Linked DNA regions of Homo sapiens: region 1 is linked to region 2. The links are chromatin loops, found by intact Hi-C in ENCODE. Cell type or tissue: CD14-positive monocyte. All regions are shown on one strand. Links, peaks and the distances in the headings refer to the core of each region. The heading gives the core; the rest is flanking DNA.

Region 1 (10,982 bases), core at 1,053-9,052, 59 kb after region 2:
TTATCCGGGGTCAACCCAATATTTATGCATGAAACACTCACCTGTCTCATAAAAATATTCACTAACACCACTTCTTCCAAATGTAAAACAATGAGATATTTACCTTCAGAGACAATGTACTAGAGTGGAAAAGACACTGGACTATTTATGAGTGAGAAGACTTGTTCCAATCCCTAATTTACTCCTTACTTTTATACAAGTCAGTTTCTCTGAGCTTTAATTTCCTGTCCCATAAGGTGGAACTAAAAATATGTATGTTACTTGATTGGTGTGAAGGTCAAATTAGGTAAAGGATTTTAAAATGTTGAGTAGACCACCATGTACCATTCAAATGTTTATCATATTCTTTACCTGACCAGCATAACGTAGGGTCTCTGCTATGACAGATAACATGTATAATTTTTATCCAAAGAAAGCCTGAAATAAATTCTCAAATTCTTCCTAGTAGAAGCTCCTGATACTTGCCTCAAATTCCACTTTGTTGTATTTTAGGGGTGGTATAAACTAGTGGTTTTGAACTGTGCTCCAGGGCTCAAGAAATTTTCAAAGGGATAAGGATAGAGCAAGCAAGGGGGTGGAGCTCTGGATCCTCTCTTGCCATGTCAACAAGAGTCTCTCCATTTTTAGCTGGGGTAAATATGATGACTCATTTCTGCAAGACATCAAAGTGGATTGAACTAATATGCCAGAGAAGTCACTGAAAAATAGAAATTGAGGCAACTGGGTCTTATGAATGAGATTTTATTAAGAGTCATCCCATTTAAGAACACTTTGTTGTTGTTGTTATTTGGGATAAACTGTGGTTTCCAAGATACGTGCCACTCTTCTTATCCCTAGTAATTTCCTGGGATGGACAACAGTTTATCTTCTGCAGCCTGACTTCTAGTTATAAGACTGTCTCCCATGTGTTCATCCTTAGATCATCTCTGTCTTCCAGAGTTATATTACTGTAGTAATATGACTACAGGGGAAAAGACTACCCATCTCATAGATAAGTGCCTCAGATCAGTGCCAACGCAAAAAGACCTGCACGGGCACTAAGTAGATGCAATGACAACTGGCATTCATTTTCTCATTTCTGATATTTTATGACTCAAATAGGAGATTTTGCCAAAAAAAAAAATCAAACGCCAATTTGTACCTTTATAGAACCTCTCTAAAATTGCCAGAAAATATATATGGTGCTATCTGGTGAATATAAGAGATAGCTTAAAATGATCTCTAAGGCTTAAGCAAGAATTTGAATAGATTTAGATTAGTTTAATGTTGATCAAAGCTTCAAATAGTCTTCTTGGTAATTAAAAATCTTCCATGTGCACTGAAGATTGGCAGTAAAGGGGCACAAAGAGGCCTCCTCGACCAAGGCAGGGAACTTCAATCTGTATAAGTATCTGCAGTTGCTGGAATAATTTGAAGACCCCATGGAGCTAAGGAGATTAAGTGGAGGATTTTCATTGTTTCAGAGGGGCAAGGGGCAAATCCATTGCTAATTCTTTAATGATGAAAAATGGTAAGAAGTTGTTAAACTCCTTTGGGGATTTTAAAAAGTGATACGTAAACAGAAGAGAGAGAGAGAGAGAGAAATCACAGTAGTGAGGCTAACAAAAATAATGATAAAAAGGTTAGAAGAACCCAGGATACTTAGTGGATGCCTAGACAACATAAAAATAGATTTATAGAAGGAAGCAATGGAATTTGAATATAAAAGGGTATCAGAAAGTTAATGTGTTGCATCTGAAATTCAAAGTATTTCCTTTTGGCTACACAAGAAAGACTTTTAATAAAACCCTTTGTATATATTTCTGAAAGGTAAATATTTTATAGGGAAATGGAGGATTGGAAGAAAATCTGTTCCATCATGTCTGGGTATTAGAATTTTGCTTAATAACTTGCCAAAATATTACGCTTCCAAGGGCTATGGCATTATGTGTGTACCCAATTAAAGCAATTTTTCTTTGCTTTGTCTCCTAACTTAAATTCAAATGACATATAAACCACCCCTGAAAAGAGGGTGAAACTAAAATGTCTCACTGCAATACTTAACGGATAACAACTAGGATATTAATCTTAAAAAATATACTAAATTTCTGTTTGATCGAATTCAAATATTTATTAAGTCTTGGCCTTTTTAAGACTCTGATATGTACCATGGTTTTTATTAAATACCTTATTTCTTCGGTATAAGTTAAGATAGAATTTCCTAAAAGCAAACTCAAATATTTTAATAATCATATTAAGAGAGAAAAAAGGGGGAAAGGTTTTTCATGTGTATATGTGTATATATGTGTGTATATGTATGTACATGTGCATACACACATATGTAATAATTTTTAAAATGTAGATTCGCCTTCAGAGTCTTGAAAAAGAATCACTGATAAGACTCAACACTGAAGTAATGATTATTAAATTATGTGTCATGCCTTGAGGTATTCGTTATTTTCAGTATACAATACTTTCCTTCATGGAATCAATGAAGTGGCTGCCAAAAATGCACCTGCCTTGACTTTTGAATGAGTACCAGTTCATTTTTGGTGAAAGACGTGGACTACTGGATTGACAGGTGTTTTTCCGCTCATCCAAACCCCAAACAACAGTTACTTCTGAGTGCTATTTCTCAATGCTTCTGAACCAGGTGTCATGTTATACTACCTTCTTGCAGATAATAAAAGCCTTACCATCCACAGTCAGTGACACCGTGTCTTGTGTGTCTTCAATCCCGTACATGACGTCACAGCGGTAAAGACCCGCATCACTTGCCAGCAGCTTGACCACAGTGAGGGAGGCATCGCCCACAGCCTCGGGATGTGTGGGCACAGACACTCTCCCTTTGTAGTCCTGACCAATCTTGATATTTCCATTTTGGGCCACAAGGACAGTAGTCTCTTTCAAATCTTTTCCATTTTTGTCCACTTCAATCTTAGACCATTTGATGCGGAGAAATTCACTGGTGTTGTAACTGGGTGGCAAAGTAGGCATCGTTGAAAAATGACAAGGTAGGCTGACTTTTCCAGAGAGGGAGCCCCTCACCGGTGGGCTTTTTCCCACTTTGACTAGAGGAAAGAGAAAATAACAAATTAACAATCTTAAAAAACCCAAACTTAATCTATTCAATATGTGAATGGATAAGCAGCCTTTATAATAGTTTGGTTACATCTTCAACATGTGACATAATTAGAATGACTTTATATAAAGAGAATAGCATACAATTTCAATGATGTTTTACAACAACAGGGATTAATAATGCTCATTTCTTTATATAGAAATGTGGCATCATTCATTTTAAAATTTTTTAACTTAGTGTTTAACATGAACAAAATAAGTGATAAAAAAAAAAAAGGCAAGCATAAGAGGTCAAGCAATTAAGGGCAAAGAAGGGCAGACTAGAATCCGTAGGGCAGGTTTAAAGGACTGGACCAACATTAGGAAGAGCAGCTGAAAGATGAAAATTATGTCTACAGGTCGAAAGACAAAAAATGTTTGTTACAATAACTGCCACATTACCTTAGAGGAAATGAAAACAAAATTCAAAGATGAAGTGAAAATAAAAAAGTGCTTCATAGGACTGGAACCAGGGAAAGCCTAACATTTGAAGGATGCACTTTGGTCCTGTGTTGGAACCAAAGGCTTTCATAATTATAACAAATCCAGCTACCATCACTTTGCAGTGAGACATTACCTTCAATTATATAATGGGGAAAGGTTGGTTTCTGTTCACCTAACCGTCCTAAAATATTTATCTGCAGAATGTCCTTCTGTTTAAACTTTTAAACTTTTAATGATAAAGAATATATTGACTACAGTTTAACACCATTACCTGCAAAATAAATGTTTTTTCACTCTTAGAGGAATCCATCCCTTTCTCTCCCACTCTCCTCTCTATCTTCCAGCCTCTATTAATTAGGCTAGACAATATGTTAGTAATAATGGAAGTTGTTGATAATGCACAAACAATGCTTACTTCATGAAAATATGGTCAACAAGTTAATAGTAGCCTCTAGGTGAAATGAAATAATGATTTTTTAACCAACAAAATGATGTATATCTAACACTCTGCTAGTGGTCAAACATATTGGAAACACACATCTCAACATGGGCATGCATTGGAAATGATATCACTCTCAATGTAAACACTGTGGATTCTCAATGTAAACACAGTTGGAGAAAAGCATTTTGAAAATTGCAAGAAGATACTATGGAGATATATCCTTTAAGAAAAAAATACTGTCTTGCTAAAGATTAAAATTTTAACCTAAAAAGAGATTGGCCTATAAAACATTTCATGTGATGCAAATAAATCCAAAATAATTAATATAGTATCATATTTAATGTACTTACAATATAAATCACTAATTTATTTCAAATGTATAATAACCATTGCTGTTATGCATTTGTTTATTATTTTATTAATCTACATGTAGCTTATCCAAAGCAGACTTAAGGCACTTAATGAAATTAAATAAAAACAAAGTGAAGTGTGCTATTAGCTATACTAAATTATCCTTTGAAATATTGCTAAGACTATTATCATTTTGGAATAAAATTGCAAGGGAATAATTCCACTTTTAATGGCCTCCTTGGCTTACAAAGTAAATTCTCTAACTTAGCTCAACCTTAAAGTAAAACTGGTCGAATTCCTTACAAAGGATCCTCCACTGAGAGGAAGGATAAGCTCCCAGATGGCTGGTGAGAGACCTGAGTCAGAACACATGTCTCCTGACACCTAATCAAGGAATCTTTTAGCTCTGGTGTGCTTCCTCTGCCCCTAAATGAAGTAAAAGAAGTGTTCTTTTCAGTTCCTTTTCAAAGTCTAGATGCATCCTATTTCTATAAGTATTTAATTACTATCTGAACTGAAATATTTTAGTAATTTCATGATCTTTTTAATAAATCCGTAAGGTTCACAGAGGACTCTCTGAAAGTACCTTCTACCTATTTCACATTCCTTTAATTTGGACCTAATTAGGGAGATGATGATAACACAAAGATATTGTTCTGAGAAGAGAAAGGGTGAGAATTTTGTGCTCTAAAAATCTCCAAATTTATATTCATCATATGTTCCAGAAAATCTCATCTTCCTTCCTGAAGAATTATTTAGATGACTAACTTTGCCACAAATAAAGTACTATTTTCAAATGCAAAAATAAACAGCTTTATCATCAACTTTAATTCTGGTATGAATTTTGAAACTCTTTATCATGTCTTTTAAAATTAGTTTAAAATATATGTCTTCCAATTCTTCAATATTTCTTACAAATTATATTTCTCTTCACAATTTGAAGTATATAGGGACAGACATGAGATTCAACCCAATCTATCCAATAGGGAGGTTTCTGAAACATAGAGCATTGCTAAACAGCTGTGCTGTAAAGAAAAGGTATGTTGGAAAAAAATAACTTTAAAAAGCAATTTCCCAAGGGTTGTTTACTGTTCTAGATGTTTATATATATAAGAAAATTAAAAGCTTTGGTTGGATATAAATAATATATTGATGTGAATACAAACTTAACAAGATTAACAAAAAGCTGTGTGGTCAAATCTTTTGTGTATTAAATCTTCGGTCTTAATGCACTGGGTCACAAAAACGAAATTCACTAAATCTAAATATTTTAAGAAAGAAATTCAGTAGTTCAGAGTATAATGTTTACAGAGTATGCATGTTTAAAAGAAATCTGCTACCTACAGGAATTTGTCTGAAATGCTGACAATTCAAGTAATAAAAATGAATCCTAACAAAACATTGGCTGTTACCAGATGGTTTGTGGTCCAAATGAGTACAGTGAGGGAGAAATCACTAAATAATGAATAACCAATTACCCCTCATTCTCTGTCAGCAGATTCCTTAGAGTAAAGATGATGTAAATTCCATCTGCACAATTTGAGCAAACACACACACACAGACCTTGGCCAAATAAATGTCAAATTGAGAATATGGGAATTTATCACTCTTTCAAGTGACAAATATCACTATCTAGTTCATTCACTTATTCACGACTGTGCATGACTCCTTTTCCTACTATAAGGGGAACATCAAAATAACTAGGCCAATGGTAGATAATCAACGATTAGGACAGTTTGTAAGATAATATAATGTGTATTGTTAAAGGAAATAGTTCTTCTTGGGTTAAAATAAAGCCCATAACAATAGACAAGGTGTTCATTTATGTTAGTCGTTGACCTCATCAGTGACTGGGAATAAACAGAAAAAAACCTTAAGATGAAAGTACTTGTCTTGACTCAACAAGTTACTACTGTGTTTTCCACTATAAATCCAGAAAATCTGTTTTATGTGGATCGTATATTTGTAACTTTCACCTCTGATATAAAAAAATTCTCCTGAAATTAGCCCCAAACTAATTACATCTAATAATAGTGATCATGGATTTACAAAGAATAGGTAAAGACATGCAGAAATTACTCAATGTTGTTGGCTATCAAAATTATTGTTGTAAATACTGTAAAGGAGGTACAACACAAGTTGTTTTTCATTGCATGAGTTCTTTCTTTAAGTGGAAAGTCTAAATTTCAGCTGAAGGATGGTCGCCTACTACTTTCCCTGTAAATTCCCTTCCAATACAGCCCATCCAAATACCACTCCCCTTTTCATATCCCTTTCTCCATCTTCACTGGTTGCTGTTGTCCTTTCCTCTCTGTGACCTTCACCTTCACCTCCCAAAAACTTTGAGGAAGACAGCTCCTAGGCTTCACCATCTGATTAGCATGTCTTCATGATCCAATTGGTGGAACCTAGACTCTAAAAACTATCCAGGTGGTCCACTGTGGCATTTATTTATTTATTCACTCATTTAGTCAACACACAAAATGACTAAGTGCTGTCAGTGTGTCAGGCACTTTGCTAGAAGATGAAAGGCCTTTTTGCAGCTTATAGTAGCCTACTTGGGAAGAAAAACAATAACTTATCCCAAGAGCATGGAAGATGTTATTATATCTGCAACAGCACAGGGGACAAGGGGAACATGGAGGAGGAATTTATTTATTTATTTATTTACCAGTTATTGAGATAGGATCTCACTTTGACATCCAGGCTGGAGTGCAGTGGTGCGATCATGACTCACTGCAGCCTCGACCCCCTGTGATCAACAATTCTCCTGCCTCAGCCCTCCCAGTAGGTGGAGTTCCAGCTACTGGGCTACTACAGGCCCAAGCTACTACAGGCCCAAGCCACCACCCCCGGCTAATTTTTTAAAATGTTTGTAGAGATAGGGTCTCACTGTGTTGCCCAGACTGGTCTTGAACTACTGGGCTCAATCACTCCTCCGACCTTGGCCTCCCAAAGTCCTGGGATTACAGGCATGATCCACTGCACCCACCCAAGGAGGAGCTTTTAAATTGGTTAGAAAGGGGAATCTGGAGGTGAAAAGGGGAAAGAGAGCCATCCCAGGAGTCAATTTATTCTTGACTCCTCTCATGTCCTCACTACACACCCCATCCAATCCATCAGTGGATGGACTGACTCCTCCATCTCCACATATCCAATTCACTTCTCTTCATCTCCACTGCTACCTGATCTAAACTACTCCCCACCCCATTTCATGCACAGGCTACTACAATAACCTCCTAAATGATATCTCTGCTGCTACCCTTGCTTTCCTACAATCAAATCTGCATAGATTATCAAAAACTGAATTTTCAAAACATTCATCAACTCATATCTTTCTTTGCTGAAACCCTTCAATACTTCCTACTGCACTTGGAATAAAATCTAGACTTTTTTTTTTTTTTTTTGACATGGAGTTTAGCTCTTGTTGCCCAGGCTAGAGTGCAATGATGCAATCCCGGCTCACCACAACCTCCACCTCCCGGGTTCAAACAATTCTCCTGTCTCAGCCTCCTGAGTAAAAATTCTAGACTTTTTAAAGCCTACAGTGTTCCATGTAGATAAGAAGTATAACATGGTGGTAAAGAGCACACACTCCTATGAATTGGTTCATCTCCAAGCTTTGCTTCTTACTGGGTATGGGCGTTCGAGCAAGCTGCTTAGCCTCTCTTGGTACCACAGTTTCCTCAATAGAATACAGGGGTAATGGATGTTTCAGTGAGTTAGTGTTAAGCACTTAAAACAGTTCCTGGATCATAGGGAGTTCTATTCAAGTTTTGGGTGTTATTATTATTTAGATGAGCTGGTTTCTGCTAATCTCTCTGTTCATGTCTCCTACTTTCCCCTTGATCACTGCTCTCCAACTATAGTGACCTTTCTGCTATTCAAACACACGATGTTTCTTCCTAACTTACAGACAGGTCTTGGCTGGCTGGTTCCTCATTATCATTCTCATCTCACTTTAAATTTCACTTTCTCAAGGAGGTCTTATCAACTTCCCCCAACTCAAGCCACTCTCTATGATGTCACTCTGTTTTATGTTCATCAATTTGAAAGTACCTGGATTGTTTGTTTACTTGTTTATTGCTGGTCTCCCATAACTAGAGAAGTAAGTTTAAAGAACGATAGGCCAGTTATGAGTCATCCATGGGTATATTCCCAGACACCCAGAATAATATCTGGCACAAAGAAGGTATTCAAAAAATATCATCAATGGGTGAACAGATGAATGGGTGAGTGGGAAAAATGGATGGATGAATGGATGGATGGATGGATGGATGGATGGATGGATGGATGGATGGAAGGATGGATGGATGGATGAATACATGGATAGATGTTGATAAGCAAACAGATGGAAAGATTTTGGACAGATGGAAGGATGGATGGATGGATGAATACACGGATAGATGTTGATAAGCAAACAGATGGAAAGATTTTGGACAGATGAATGGATGGCTGGAGGTATGGATGGATGAATAGATAGATGATGGATGGATGGAGGGGTAATGAATAGATGGATGACTTAAACTTTAGCAAAAGGAATTCATCTGGAAAATCATAAAAGGTGAGTCTGATGCATAATATAAGTGTGAGGAAGAAATGGAATCTGAGTCTGGAGAGGTACACTAGACAGACAGAAGCAGATGAGTGAAACTCTTGGATAGCATCTTTCTTCAAATTCCTTGAATATATTAAATAATAAATTTGGAATTATAGAGCCCTCATTGGAAGAATATAAAATTTCAAATTAAAAAACTAGGGCATATGCATATCCAACTGCTTTTTTAAAAAAGAAAAGAAAAGGAACTAAGGGCAAAAACATGGCTGTCAGCTTTCTCTTTATCTTCTCAATTCTTTTCAAATTCTAGCCCACTGGGTGTTTAATAGTGTTTCTTTTTTTGCATAGGAAAGTTTTTGAGAAATAGTGTTAGAATTTTAAAATATGCCCAATACCATATATGAGCTTTTTTGCAAAGCCTGAAAGTAATCAGGGAAGTTACTAAAAGCTCACTTGCATCTTTAGCATCCTACTTATTATTTTGTTTTGACTTATTTATTTAAAACTAATGTTTTTGGTCCAATAATATTTTAACTGATAGTTTTCAGCACTTAATAGATTTTAAAAATCAATCTTTTATTCCAGTGATTCCACATTGCCATTTCATCCTCCAGCACTTACATTTTTATTTCAATTAACACCAAAGAAATTGTTAGCACACTCACCTTTATGTAGCGCATGGGTTACTATTAAGGTTGAACACATCCATAAGATGCTCTTTATATTTATGAACATCTTGGCCTAGAAATGAAGAAAAACACAAAGTAAATCACAAGCATTCAGGTTTAAAGTGGGTCATAAATCACATGCTTTTTGTGCATTGTATGTAATAAGGGTAGTATTAAGCATTAAGTAATAAGAGTAGAAGAAGTAGCTCCTCTTGGACTATAAAAACAGGAGTAAACTTGTAATAGCAGAAGCTATCTCAATGCTTTAATTATTAGTTTGAATCTCATCCAATGCAGCCATTACCAAAATCATTCCAGAATACAGTTTGGGAACATATAACAATGTGGATGTGTGTGACAACCACAAGTGAGTAGGCTGTATGAAGAACAACAGAGACCACAGTTCAAGTAACTAGTGGATAGGAGCTGGCACAAAAAGAAATGGGTGACCACAAAGTCTATTTAGAAACAGACAGCTGATCATAAATAGAGCAAGAGAAGATGGGGAGCAATAGAGAAAGATGTTGAAAGAAAGACATCTTCATCAAGTGTAAGGTGAGAAGGAACCAATTGGTGGTTCATGCACATAATACCAAAACAGAGAATAAGGACTTCGGCAGGCTTTTTAAAGCACAGACTCCATGTAGTTTCTAGCTGGCTAAGCAAACAAAACAAATGTATTATAAGGAGGTGTTAATTACAAAAGTGACCAGTTCTTGCCATGAATTTTAAAGCAGTACCAACAGTTCTAACGTCTCAAGAGTAAAGAATGAAAGAAAATACCCTGTACTGAGTCAAGAAACTGCCCTGGCTTTGCCATTTAATTTATTGCATGACTTTGGAAAAGACATTTAACAATCTGGGTCTCAGAATGTTCCCTTCCAGCTCAAATTTCAAGGCAGCTATAATGATGAGGAGGAGAAGAACCTGTGTTGGGGAACCATCTAGAAATCAAAGTGCCAACTTCAAAAGAATGGCAAAAGATTATTTGGTTTTTACAGTTGTGCCCTCCTCGGTAGCATTTAGAACTATTCTATAATAGCCATGCGTTTCTCCTTTCTAACACAACTCTGGTTCCATTCTAGTGCCTACCCTCAGTCACATACTTTGGAGAATCCTGGGTCAAACCCCAGCCCAAGGGATGATCTTGATATCCTAAGTCAATTATAGAGGTACCATTCCCTTTTCCAATGATTGGATTTGGAACAGTATATAATATAGTTTTGGCCAGTGAGATGTGAGGGGATCTCTTCCTCCAGTGAAGGGTCCCTGGGAAAGATAGATTCATCCTGAGAAGAGAACAAAGGAAGAGGTGGTCAGTTTTCTTCCCTGGACATTATCATGCTGGAATCTTTCTGCTGGAACTGTTGTAGGGATTTTGCATCCATGAGTAAGTGAGATACCTCTGGAAATGAAGCTG
Region 2 (12,959 bases), core at 3,659-11,658:
TAGAACTTGACATCATTTTCAAGGGCATCTTACCAGTGTGCTGCCATCAGTCCAACGGAAGTCATGCTCAAACATCTTGTCATTGAGGCCTATCCACTGATAATCATGGCCCACACCTAAGGGATAGGAAACCACACAGATATTTGTACTACTTTTCCATATATGGATGAAAATATATCAAAGAAAATTATTTTCAGCATGAATCATGCATCCTCTTTACTGGCTGGATTTTTATTTAGTTGCTCATAAAAATCTCTCCTAGTCTACCTTTTGTTCTTCTGCCCAATGTGCTTTAAATGAAAAGGTTAATGTGCAAACCCTGTGAAGCATTAAAATATCAAGACATAGACAATAATTCCCCTAGCAATTTACTATAATTAAATTTTTTCCCACCCTCACTCATGATAGAAATTTTCTTTTTTTTATGATAGAAATTTTCTATTTTTTTGTTGTTGTTGTTTTTAAGCGATGCCATTGGCAAAAATTCAGTGACCCAATAAAATGTGCCAGATCTTATCCACGCTACCCTCATTTTGGAAGCCACTTGTTCCTTTTTTTCAAAACATTTTAATTAGTGAACACCTAGATTAGACAGTTCTACAGATTTATCCTCAAAAATATTTACTTTTACCATGAGGTGAGTCACTGGCAAGGATATCACGCAGTAAAGTTAAATGAACCTCTATCCAGATTACAAATTAACAAACTTCTAAACGATAGTAGGCATCACGAGAAAATATTTAATAGAACATCAAACAACGCTTCATGAGGCTGGGAATGGTGGCTCACGCCTATGATCCCAGCACTTTGGGAAGCAGAGGTGGGAGGATTACTTGAGGCCAGTAGTTCAAGTCAAGCCTGGACAGCATGGCAAGACACTACCTCTTAAGAAAATGCTTTATGAGCAACAAATTTCTACATATTGCTACATGAAAACTAGTTGCCCTCCTTTTTGCTGCAGTTGAAGGAGTTATTAAACAGCTCTGATATTAAGTTTCATTAGCTTTCAATCTCCACCTATTCAAGTTCTTAGGATGTAGCTCACTTTCCACAATTTAAAATATTTAGAAACTTGAATGAGAATCAATATGCCCAAAAGGTAAGATTAGGGTGCTATTATTAACAATTCAATTTTAATTAGCAGGACAAAAATAACTGAAAACAACTGTAATTTTAGACAGGCATATAAATATTCAAAATAGAGACTATGAAAGTATAACCATAGTAAGAATTCTATTGAGCCATAAGAAATAGCTGTTTTTGTATATTTAAAAATGATCAAATAGCAACTGCTTATGATTCAACCTACAGCAAGTGTTTCAACTATTACTGCTGGCAGACAAACCAATGCCTACCTATATTATAGTTGAATGTTTCCCCAAATGGGGGACTTAACATAGGTGAGATGATTTTAAGTAATTCACAGATGAGGGATTTGATAAGTTGTATTATGATTGAAAAAGCTACTTCTTTTCACTTGCACACAGACAAAACTAAGAGAGTGATGAGAAGTGAAGTTCCTGGAAACTCGTATCTATTTGGTACATACGATTAACAAACATTTGTTCTTCGTGAGACAGGATGCTTGTGAGATGGGCACCCTGCAGACGGCATTCCCGTTCAGCTGCATCCCATGTGCGTCGATGGGCAAAGTATTTGTAGCACTGCCCTTGGAATTTGTGCCAGCCATAGTCACATGTCTCGGTATCTGAGAAGAAACAGGCAGGAGCTTATTAAACGCACATACGTCATTCAAACTTGGCACCCCCAACCAAGTGTTAGTAGGATACCCAAGCCAGTATCTGTGCAATGTCCCTGAAGTAACTGATTCATAAAATTTGGTCACGATGACAAAGAAATTATTATGAAGTGAGCCCAACTGATTCGTGCCAAGTGGATGGCTATATATCTTTGGATTGCAAAGGCAGCATCTAACAGCAACTTCCTTGATTAAAGCCAGAGAAAACTGGAAGAGGGGCCAGCCAAAATCTCTTGGGCTGCTATAGCACTGGCTGACTTACTTGTGAAGCAACTGGGGCTAATTCCTTACCAACACAACTTTTCTAAGAGACTCATTCAAGTGATAGATAAGAGTTCCGGCTAATAGAATTATGAATGCCCTATTTGCATAACAACTTCAAAGGTTCTGGAAGTAGTCCTCTCCCATTTCCCAAAGAGATATCTGAGAAGTCACAGGCTCTTGTCATGTAAAACTGACAAAGAGAAAAAAATCCTTTATGAATAGGTACGTTTTGGGATACAGCTAGAACTGTATGCCTTCTTCCTAAAAAGAAGGGTAAGATAGGTAATGCCCAATGAAAATGCATCAAGATTTTAAGTTTATTAAAAATGAAATAAATTAAATTATTTAACTCACCCCCCCATTCCACCAGGTCATATACATATGTGTGTGTGTGTGTCTGTGTGTGTGTTTCACAATAAGCACACTATAACTGATATTCCAGTGGGACAATAATATTTTTCAAATATATCTAAATTTTACACTGGCAGTATCAGCTACACTTTCTAGGTTGCCAATTTTTACATAATTCCACAAGAAAGTGGCATTGTTCATAGCACTGTATTCTTCATTGGCAATCTTCCCACAGAATTGCTCATCCACAGGTGGGGTTGACTTTCACAAAATACACCCCACAATTATATTGAAGTAGTTACATGTAAAAACTAACAAAACTGCAGTTTATAGAATTTCAGGCACCAACAAAACCTTCCAGATGACCTAGTAAGTATCTCCCCCCACCCAAATTTGCTGATTAATAGAAGAAAACACAACCCTACTAAATTAAATAAATGTTTGCTTTATACGTTAGTTTTGGTGGCCAAATTGAAACTCAGATTGTCTCTTGACTCTTATTCCTGTTACTCCTCTTTCTATAACTGTGGGAAAGTATGAATTCTGAAAGATTTCATTTCTTTCCTGGCTTCAGTGATTAAAACCATACTCACACAACAGATGCAGCTTATCTGAGAGCAGTATTTATTTCAGTTTAGTCTATCAGGCCTGTTGTTTAGTTGCAGCCAGCTGACTAATTCTTTTGAGTAATGTGCACTGGAAGCTTTGCGTTTATTAAAGTGTTGTTTGGAGATCACCAAGTCTCATAGGAAAGGACTCAAGACACAGCTAGATGGTTTGGTATAAAAGTAGCACTCAGTGCCTCAAAATGAAGCAAATTTTGGCTACTTGGATGTAGTATTTCTGCTTTGGGGAAGTTCATTTGTAAGAATTTAGAGGTAAGGTGAGAGGGCTAGGAAGAACACAGCTCTTCCTATATGAGGGGGTTAGTTTACAGAGGAGGAGAATCAAAAAAACTTTTAGAACATTCTTACTGCCAAAGTAAATAATGTGATTTATAATGGCATAACTTTCCTTAACCATGGACATTAATTTAAGATACATGATGTAAAATTATGGAGGATCTTAACCCCTTGAATAATACATCAGAAAAAACTTTTCTACATACCCTTTTTTATCTGCTATTAACCCAATTGGTTTTAGTTTGGTTTCCCCTTTTTTGTCTTTTTTATTTTTTATTTTTTTTGTGGTGGAGTCTCGCTTTGTCACCCAGGCTGGAGTGCAGTGGCATGATCTTGGCTCACTGCAACCTCTGCTTCTCGGGTTCAAGTGAGTCTCCTGCCTCAGCCTCCCTAGTAGCTGGGACTACAGGCGTGCACCACCATGCCTGGCTAATTTTTGTATTTTTTGGTGGAGACAGGCTTTCACCATGTTGCCCAGGCTGGTCTTGAACACCTGACCTCAGGTGATCCACCTGCCTTGGCCTCCCAGAGTGCTGGGATTATAGGCGTGAGCTATCGCACCCAGCCCCTTTTTGTCTTCTAAATAGTTTATCATTAAGTATTTTTCCTCCTAAACAAGAAAACCCAGATGATCACAAAATTTAGATATGTGACCACTTCACTACTAACAGTGCCTGTCTCAGTTAGCAGATGCATACATTCCAATCAGAACACAGGTCCAAAAAATAGAGGCGGGGTTTCTGTTAAAACCAAACTGGGAAAATGCATTTATTTGTACTATCTAAATCATAGCTTCCCAATGACTATAAATATATCTGCAAAAACCACTTAGAGTGGTTTTTGTGTAAAAAAAAAAAAAACAAAGCCAACTATCCACATTGATTCACTTTTTTTTTTTTTTTTTTTTTGAGATGGAGTCTCACTCTTGTCACCCAGGCTGGAGTGCGGTGGCATGATCTCTGCTCACTGCAACCTCTGCCTCCCAGGTTCAAGCTATTCTCCTGCCTCTGCCTCCTGATTAGCTGAGATTACAGGCACCCGCCACCACACCCGGCTAATTTTTGTACTTTTAGTAGAGATGGGGTTTCGCCATGTTGGCCAGGCTGGTCTCGAACTTCTGACCTCAGGTGATCCGCCCGCCTTGACCTCCCAAAGTGCTGGGATTACAGGCGTAAGCCACCATGCCTGGCCACTTAAATTTTATTATTCATGAATTCAACAAATATGTAATGAAGGATCATTTGTCAAGCTGCATCTCCCAGGATGCTATTCTGATAGGAGATACTATTCATAGAAATAGTCTATTTGTTTTTTCAACCTTACCTAAAAATTATGTGAAACTCTTTTTATTTATTAAAAGGCAACCTTTGTGGATGACATTTTCTTAAAAATCATTCAATGCATGGAAAGACATCTTATGCTTTAAAACTCCTATAGGTTTTAAAGAGGTTACAAAAAAATAGGTTGTTTCAATGGGTTACAATACAAACCCAGATTTGTAGTGTGCACAGCTCCTGTTCATGAACATAGAAGGTGAAACTATCACAAACAAATTCACCAAAAATTTATTCTTTTGATGCTGTACAGGTAATGTTTTCAACCTCTCTGACATATAGCTGTCAAGTCCTAAGAAAGTGCCCATCCTCCACACTTCTCACTAGGCAAGCTGTATCACTGACTTTGGCAAGGGCAGTTTGTGCAGCCAGAACTGCCTCTCTACTGTTCCAATAGCCCTTTCTAGATTTTGTATCTGTAATTATTGCACCAAAATGTGTCCCCTATTTCGGAGTAACTGTGACTTGGGAAGTTACTAGTCAGAGAACAGAAAACGTCAGCTGAAGGAACACTGACACGGTCATCACCAAACTTTGGATAGAAAATTGTTTAGACAACAAAGCTGCTGTTAATGAAGAAAACATTTGTTCTTAGGCAACCTGAAAAGAGGAAAAAAATCTTTCAGTATCCTGGCAATAAATCACAGGAGCACAGCTGCACTGCGTAAACAGACTGAGATCGATGTTTCTCAGCAAAAAAATGTGCATGAAAATCAAACTTGCTTGAAAATACAATAAAAAGTACCTGAAAGTCAGGTGGCACCAGAAATAAAATTAATTAACACTTTTTACTTTCAATATTCTTTTGAAAAGAAAGAGAAAAGGTCAATGGCACCAAAGTCCCTTCCAAAAATCTGTTGCCACTCAATGCATCAGATAAACATATAAATAAAGTGTTTATCTTTGAGAGTTACTTTAGAAGTGTGAAGATATTCAGAGAAACTTGGGCTGTAGAGTTAAGCCATTTAGGTTCACTTTTCCCATTGTACGATTTACTAGCTGTGTGACATTAAACACATCACTTTTTTTCTCTGAGCCTTAATTTCTAGCCCACTGAATGCATAGAAATGCTATGCCAACCAAATGAAACAATGTGCCAGGATGCATTTGATAGTCTGTAAAGAACTAAATTTTATTCTCTGCCAAGAGTTATGCTAAGTCACCAGGATCAGAGACTTTGTTTTGTTCATATTTCTATCTCCAATGCCCAGAACAGTGCCTGGAAGACAGTAAATGCACATTGAAAAAACGATTTTTTGAATTGCTTCTTGTACTTGGAACTAACAGAAGCCAGAATCATGTTTAACATATTGGAATGTCTCAACTGTCTCAGGCTTTTGTTTTCTTCAACAAATGCCATCTTTCTAATGTTTTTACTTTAAGAAGAGGATCTTGCTTGGTCTATCTTTATATTCAAAATCTAAAACAAACAGATTTACCCTATGCAATAAAAAAAGAAAAAAACCAACACCTAAAAATGTAGCCATCATCCATCCACTTGGAACAGCAATTCAATACATGCTCCTTTTGGATTTGCATTCATCGCAGTGACATCCAGATTAACACCATGAAGCAGAATGTGGGACCAGACCAATGTGCCTGAGTGTCTAATGCATTTTCAGTTTGTCTGGTGGAATGGAAGTTTGGCACTGAACACTTTTATCAAAGCCAAACCACTGTACGAGTTTAAGTAGAGGAAATCGACATTCCAAAGCTGAGTGTGCTTAGCATGCAATCTGTTTCTTATTGATGGACCAAGAAATGCTCCCATTAACCACCTAAAATACACCCTCAGGTTGGCCGTAAAATGCAAATTACAGGGATCATGAGATTCAAGCCATCATGAACATAGGGCTTTCTTTCATTCAGAAAAAGTCAATCCTTCTTTAGTAGGAAAATTTCCTGGTGAGCAGATTCACAATATCTTCTACTTAGCATGTGCCAAAGCAAATGTATTCTAACAACTATATCAACTCATTCTCCAGATATGATTGACTATGAAAAATAAGTCCATTGAGTCTCAAGTGCTTAGGAGGAGAAAATAAAAACAGCTAATATTGAATTCAGTACTCCTTCGTACATGAGCCACAGTAAGGTCAGTGCTTAGTTTGTCCCCAAGAAAAATACATACGATAATATTCCTTTTATTGGCTGGATGTCTTTAAATTCAGCTCAGTTTGCCTGCCTGCAATTCCAATCTATCAGCTAAACAACCATAATCAAGTCAACACTATGATTCAGATGTTTTGAGCTATCCCTGAATAAGGAAACCTAAGGAAATGTGAATTTCCACTGCAGGAAAGATTATGCATTGAGGCCAAAATTGCTAAAAAAAAATCAATAATGTTCATCATACAAATGTTGCAATAGCTCTTACCTTGCTCACAAAGTGCACCAACATAACTTGGAAGGCAGAGGCACCTGAATGTGTTAAAACCATCAACACAAGTGGCTCCATTACGACAGGGATTAGAGTGACATTCATCAAAATCTGAAACAAAATAGTAAAAGCTCACAAAATACTTTCAAAAAGTATCAAAGAATTCCATTTAGTGTGAGGTTGCAAGATAACATACAAGACAGCCAGTTAAATTTGAATTTCAGATTTTAAAAAAAGTATAATTTGTTAGCATAAGTATGTCCGTGCCATATTTAGGGCAAACCTATACTACAAAGTTATTTCGTTTTTACTTGAAACTCAAATATAAGTGGCCATCCTGAATTGTTATTTCCTAAATTTGGCAACCCTAAGAAAATGTCAAAGGTATTCAGAGTAGGGCCATTGTCTCCATTGCTGATAAATGAATCAGATAAGCCCTAAAACGAATGAAGAATCAACAGCCCCAGCCTTCCCACCTCCAATCATGGCTCATTCTCTGATTACCTCACACATGGACTACTCAAAGTATCTAACTGGCCTCACCATCCCTAGGCCCTTTCCTCTCCAATATATCCATCACTCTGCTAAATGTCATCTTTTTTAGACACAGTCATGATAATTTTATTCTTTTACTTCCAAACATTCCATGGATCCCAATTGCCCAGGGCAGCAGTCTTCAACGTGAGCTCCCTGGACCACAAACAACATCAGCATCACCTAAGAATGTTAAAAATCCACAATTCCAATTCCACCCCAAATCTACTGAATCACATACTTTGAGGTGGAGACAACAATCTGTTTTACCAGCCCTCTGATGCATGCTAAGGTCTCAGAATCACTTGACTAGAGTGTGAAGTAACACTATTCAGTATCCTGAACTCAGGACCTTCTTAGACTGTCAGGGCTTTCTAGACCCAACCTGCCTTCTGGTACTGTCTCCCAATACGTCTCCCTCTCCCAAACCCCTAAGTAGGCATACCTGGATCGAGGCTGTCATTCAAATGCCTTCTGTAGTTTTTGGCCTCTGTGCTTTTGTTTGTTGTGTCCATATCTCCCTCCACCACCTGTCAAATCTTCCCAACTTTAAAATCTATGTCAAATAAAATCTTTCTACACAGATTCTAATCTTTCTACATATGATCTCCCCTGATGAAATTAGTGACTTTATTTCCATAGCATTTTGCAATTACACTAAAAATTTAATGTTTAAGAATATTTTTAAATGAATATACAAAGCAAGTTAAATTTCTTAGTCATATAATGTATTCTTACCTAAAGAAATGGTCTTAGTAAACATGATATTATATAGTAATAATACCAAACATGTTTATGGTGCTTGCTGAGTGCCAGACACTTTGTCACCCAGCCTGGAGTGCAGTAGCGTGAACACAGCTCACTGCAGCCTCGACCTTCTGGGCTTAAGCAATCTTTCCACCTCAGCCTCCCAAGTAGCTGGGACTACAGGCACGGTTAATTTTTTTTTTTTTTTGCAGAGGTGAGGTTCTGCCATGTTGCCCAGGCTGGTCTCGAACTTCTGGGATCAAGCGATTCGCCCACCTCGCCCTCCCAAAGTGCTGGGGTTATAGGCTTGAACCACCGCGCTGGCCTCGTTGACTTTTTTTAAGTACTCTTTTAATATGAATGTTGGGATTGTATCGCAATATTGATGTATAATTTAAAGTGCTATTGGTGAGCTTTCTTTACTCAATCATTGTAAGCAAATTAAGCAAACCTTCATGATATCTCTAAAAGGGACATCTGGACAACATATTTCATCATTCTTTTCTCAGAAGTGAGGTCTATATGTAGCCAAATCAACACTGGTGCCTTTTTTTTTTTCTTTAAAGAGAAGGATGCCTAAATAAGAATATGGGAGTGTGAGGGTCAATTATATTCCTTGGAACCAAAAGAGAGGCAGGGAACAGCAATTGCACAGCTCCCTGAGGCCGAGGCACGTTGGGCTGGTTGCTGGGAGTCAGGGAAGGGTCTTTCCCATTCCAAATGAGAAGAAAAATTATCCCAAAACTAAGGACAAAGCTCTCTAACTTTTATTATTTTCCTAATTTTTAAGTCTAGCTTTCTAAAAAGATTTTTATACTGAAATTGATTTTTATTTATATGCAGATTTGGGGGATAAATGTACATTTTTGTTAATATTTATGCATTTTTACATTTGTAAATTCTACCTGTAAAAAACACAAGAAGACTCAGCAGGCCTCACTGAGTCTTGGTTACGTTAACAGAATTCACTGAATATCTGTACCCATTTTCCAGCCCCTAGTTAATTACCCTCAGATTTTAACTTCATTTAACATATAATTAATCTTCATATGGGTTTCTTTGAAATCTCTGATTGATTCGACAACATAAATTCTCCCCCAATATATCTTCTGTGAAAGAACTGCACCTTTTCAGCCAAGTACCATCTTACCAAGTTCACACTGGTCTCCGCTGTATCCTGGCACACAGGTGCATACGTAGGAAGTTTCAGTAGGATAACAGGTGCCTCCGTTAAGGCACGGGTTCATTTTGCAGCGATCAGGTCCTACCATATTCAGGAAAGTAAGAAAAGCAGTTAGGCTCGTCTCTAATGTTTGCGTGTATTTTAGCATAAAACGCCCCATATTGCTACCATATTATAGGCTTTACCATAGCAATTTAGAGTTACTACATATAAAAATTAACATTAACTTTACTCTCTGGAGTGTTTCTTGGCATTATAACTAATTGTTACAAATTGCATCTATTCATTTCTGGGATTCAATCACGATTACTCTTAAATGATATTTTTTGTACTGTATCTGGCAACTAATATATTCTACTGCAGATTTAGTTGGCATGATAATGGCAATTGATTTTAGTCAAAAATGATTACACATATGTGCACAGTGAATGGAAAATGTATTCTTTTAAATGGGGTTAGTTCATGTGAAATGGCTGGATACACAGAACATGCATTCTTTTTAGCAGGTTGGCTTGTTATCATCATTTGAATTATTATTGCCTTTTACCACTTAATGCTCAGAAACTGTTTTTCTTCGAAAGTGTGCACTGAAGTCTCTTCTGCTACATTAACATGCTTTTTCCAAAAACACGTTCCAAATGTACTCCTTTAAACTATACTTGAAGAAAAGCAACACATGGATTAAACTCTACTGTAGAAAAACAAACCCAAATACAAAAACCTCACCTAAAATGAAACCCCAAGTTTTTATTATAATTTTCTTATTAAAATACAAATAAAACCGACACTCCTGGGAGATAAATATGAAGGCCGAAGACATAAATTTATGAGGACAAACAGTTTAAATATATTTTCTAAGTGCAAACACTTTTACACCACTTGAAGCATATATTTTATATTGCAATATTGCTTGGATAAGTGTATTTTCATTGAGTTTATACTTATTCTTTGTATATTGTTTCAGACTTGCTTACATTTCTAAATCTTCAAAGATCCAAATGAGAGTTGAAAGTTTTACAAAATAATTGAAATAAAATAGATTATCTATGGAATACACCCATACTTTCAAGAATCTTAAGTCCTGAAACCCTGAAATAATTACACATGAAAGAAGAAAGATGTCTAACTTCTTATGAAACATTAGCTTAAAGAATATCAGGATAAACAAGGTACTGCTATAAAAGATAACTGAGACTTCCCCACACCAGAAAGTCAAACTCAAACTTTCTGAGTGTTAAGTAAATTCTGAATGACTATAAACCTGGATAGGTACACATTCCCATGTTTGGGATTCACGTTAAAATTAGGTTAATTCAGATGAGTACATCAACTTCTCCAAAAACTCCCCCGAGTTTTCTAAGACACTTTTTCCTATAGTTCCAAAACTATTTGAAATCTCCCTAACAATTTTAGCTTTCTGAATTTTAAAGTACAAGTACGCTCGCTGCCAGGATGACAAGGCTGCAGTTAACACACGCCATAGCCACATGCTGCCCTCTGTGCTGAATCCAAATGACACTAGGTGAAAGTGCTTTATCAGACTGTGATGTGCCACACAAATGTGAAGAAGTACTATTACTATTCCTACCACTGACACTAGACACCATGCTGAGACCATGAAACAAGGACTGAGTGAGTGAGTCTTCCTGTGAACTGGAAGTCGTTCCAATTAACAGGAAACTTCAGTTTTTATGAATGTTATTCTCCCCTAAACAGTTCGTATTAACCTCTGAAAGTTGAATCTGCAACAGATAGACCAGGTAATCCCATATGAGCTGCTGTTTACTGAATTAAGCTAAAGTGACCATTTGTTTTGCAATGAAGACGCAAACTATAAATCTTGGTAAATATTGTAAACTGGAAAATTGGTACATATTTCTCATTCATCAAACTTAACTCTATATGTACCTAGTTATTACCAGTTATTTTTACATCATATTTTTAACAAACTGAAGTATATTAAACTAAATTAAAAAACAATAAATATTAGCCAAATTACTAGATTATCATTTACAGATTTAACACACAGTGATAACAAAAAACCCAATGTCAACTACCTTTGATCAATTTTCCTCAAAATATTTCAAGCCATTTATTAAAAATTGTACTTTCTATTTTACTCTTTCTGAAGCACATCAAAATAAAGCATTGGTGGCACAAAAGGTAATATTGATATGATCAGAAGAATAATTTTAACGATAGTCATGGCATAAAACATATTAAAATAAAACATATATTCTCAACCAAGACAGACATTAAAGTACTGATTTTTCTTCCTCTTTTTGCAGGTAGCAGCTAGGTGGTGATGTCTATTTGTGGATTCCACTGACATTGTTAATTTAAATAATAACATTATGGGAAAACACCATTAGAGCTGATTTCTTAACATTCTCAGGCTAGATTAAGAGGAAAATAAATTCTACAAAGTAAATATTCCAAGATTCCTGGTTCATATATTATTCAATATCAATTGTTTATTTTTATACTATACTGAAACCAGCAAAGAGCAGTGAAAAGACTATGGACTTTAGAGTGGAGCTAAGCTGGGTTCAAATCCTACTTTTACCACAATGTGGCTGTGCCACCTTGGGCAAGTTGCTGAACCTCTCTGAACCTTCACCTCTTACCCTTTCACACAGGGCTTTTATAGCCTTTTCGTGGCAATCAGAAGAGATGGCTTATATGAATCAGTATCAAATTCATGCTTTCCATACATTCAGTAAATACACAGAAAACTTCTCTCAACAGGCAGTATGTTTATATAATAAATGACTACTCACTACTGGTAGGCACTGTGTTTGATGCATTATGTAGACTGTCTTAAACAAGGACATTGCATATAAGTATGAGCTGATATTGATACTGCACAAACTCTGAAATAATTATTAGAGCTACGTACTACTCCCAAATGTTAAAGGCCTGACAGATTTTGATACTACAGCAATAGCATCCATCAATGGGAGGGTTTTTAAAAATAGGACTTTTTTTCTACTTTTAAACCTAACATGTATAACTATGAGACATATGACAAAGCAATACTCTAGTTGTGAGTAAAAACAAATTGAATTTTTATAACATTAATAATTTCATCTTTTCCATGTTGTAATTGTATATTATTTCTAAAACCCAGAAAAATACAAAGTCTACTTCTAAAGTCCAAAACTAATCTATACTTACTGTCATTTCATCTCATTATGAACTCAATACTGTGGCCTGGCCTGCTGTTATGTGAATAATATGAAACTCTCCATTGATTTAACATCACAATAAAAATTACATACATATAAACGTTAGCACCAAGGGACTGTTTCCAGGTTTGGAAACAGATTTATCAATGTTGTGATCTTACCTGGTAAATAGATTGCCGTGCCTTCCACTGACTCTTCATTAATGCCAATCAGGAAATCTGTTTCATTAGAAGTCTCCAGAAGGGAAAATGGTGGTGTTGCAACCTCAGTATTAAATTCCACAGGGTTTACTGTTGCCTGATCATTGGAATCAAGAA

The links. Hi-C counts contacts between places; a loop is a spot of excess contacts. Peaks named below come from ENCODE experiments on the same cell type or tissue, not always from the same donor. Only the 100,000 strongest peaks of a DNase experiment are listed, where the experiment ranks them.
Region 1: it touches region 2 in a loop (3-fold over the local background); 6 of 110 quality-filtered maps call a loop at or near these places.

Annotation. Positions count from the first base shown.
Region 1 is chr5:83,482,166-83,493,147 of GRCh38, reverse strand. It overlaps VCAN (versican), which reads right to left. Exons shown (of 15, transcript NM_004385.5): 2 at 9,560-9,635; 3 at 2,676-3,050. The coding sequence starts at 9,629. Among named protein-coding and RNA genes, the nearest start is that of VCAN, 16 kb to the right of the region's middle. In CD14-positive monocyte, for the core only: no CTCF peak of the experiment used is centred there; no DNase peak of the experiment used is centred there; H3K27ac peaks cover 4,470 bases.
Region 2 is chr5:83,542,113-83,555,071 of GRCh38, reverse strand. It overlaps VCAN (versican), which reads right to left. Exons shown (of 15, transcript NM_004385.5): 8 at 12,804-12,959; 9 at 9,422-9,535; 10 at 6,988-7,101; 11 at 1,550-1,708; 12 at 34-116. The region is part of intron 1 of VCAN-AS1 (VCAN antisense RNA 1); the gene reads left to right. Among named protein-coding and RNA genes, the nearest start is that of VCAN-AS1, 14 kb to the left of the region's middle. RefSeq lists an enhancer at 1-925. In CD14-positive monocyte, for the core only: no CTCF peak of the experiment used is centred there; no DNase peak of the experiment used is centred there; H3K27ac peaks cover 824 bases.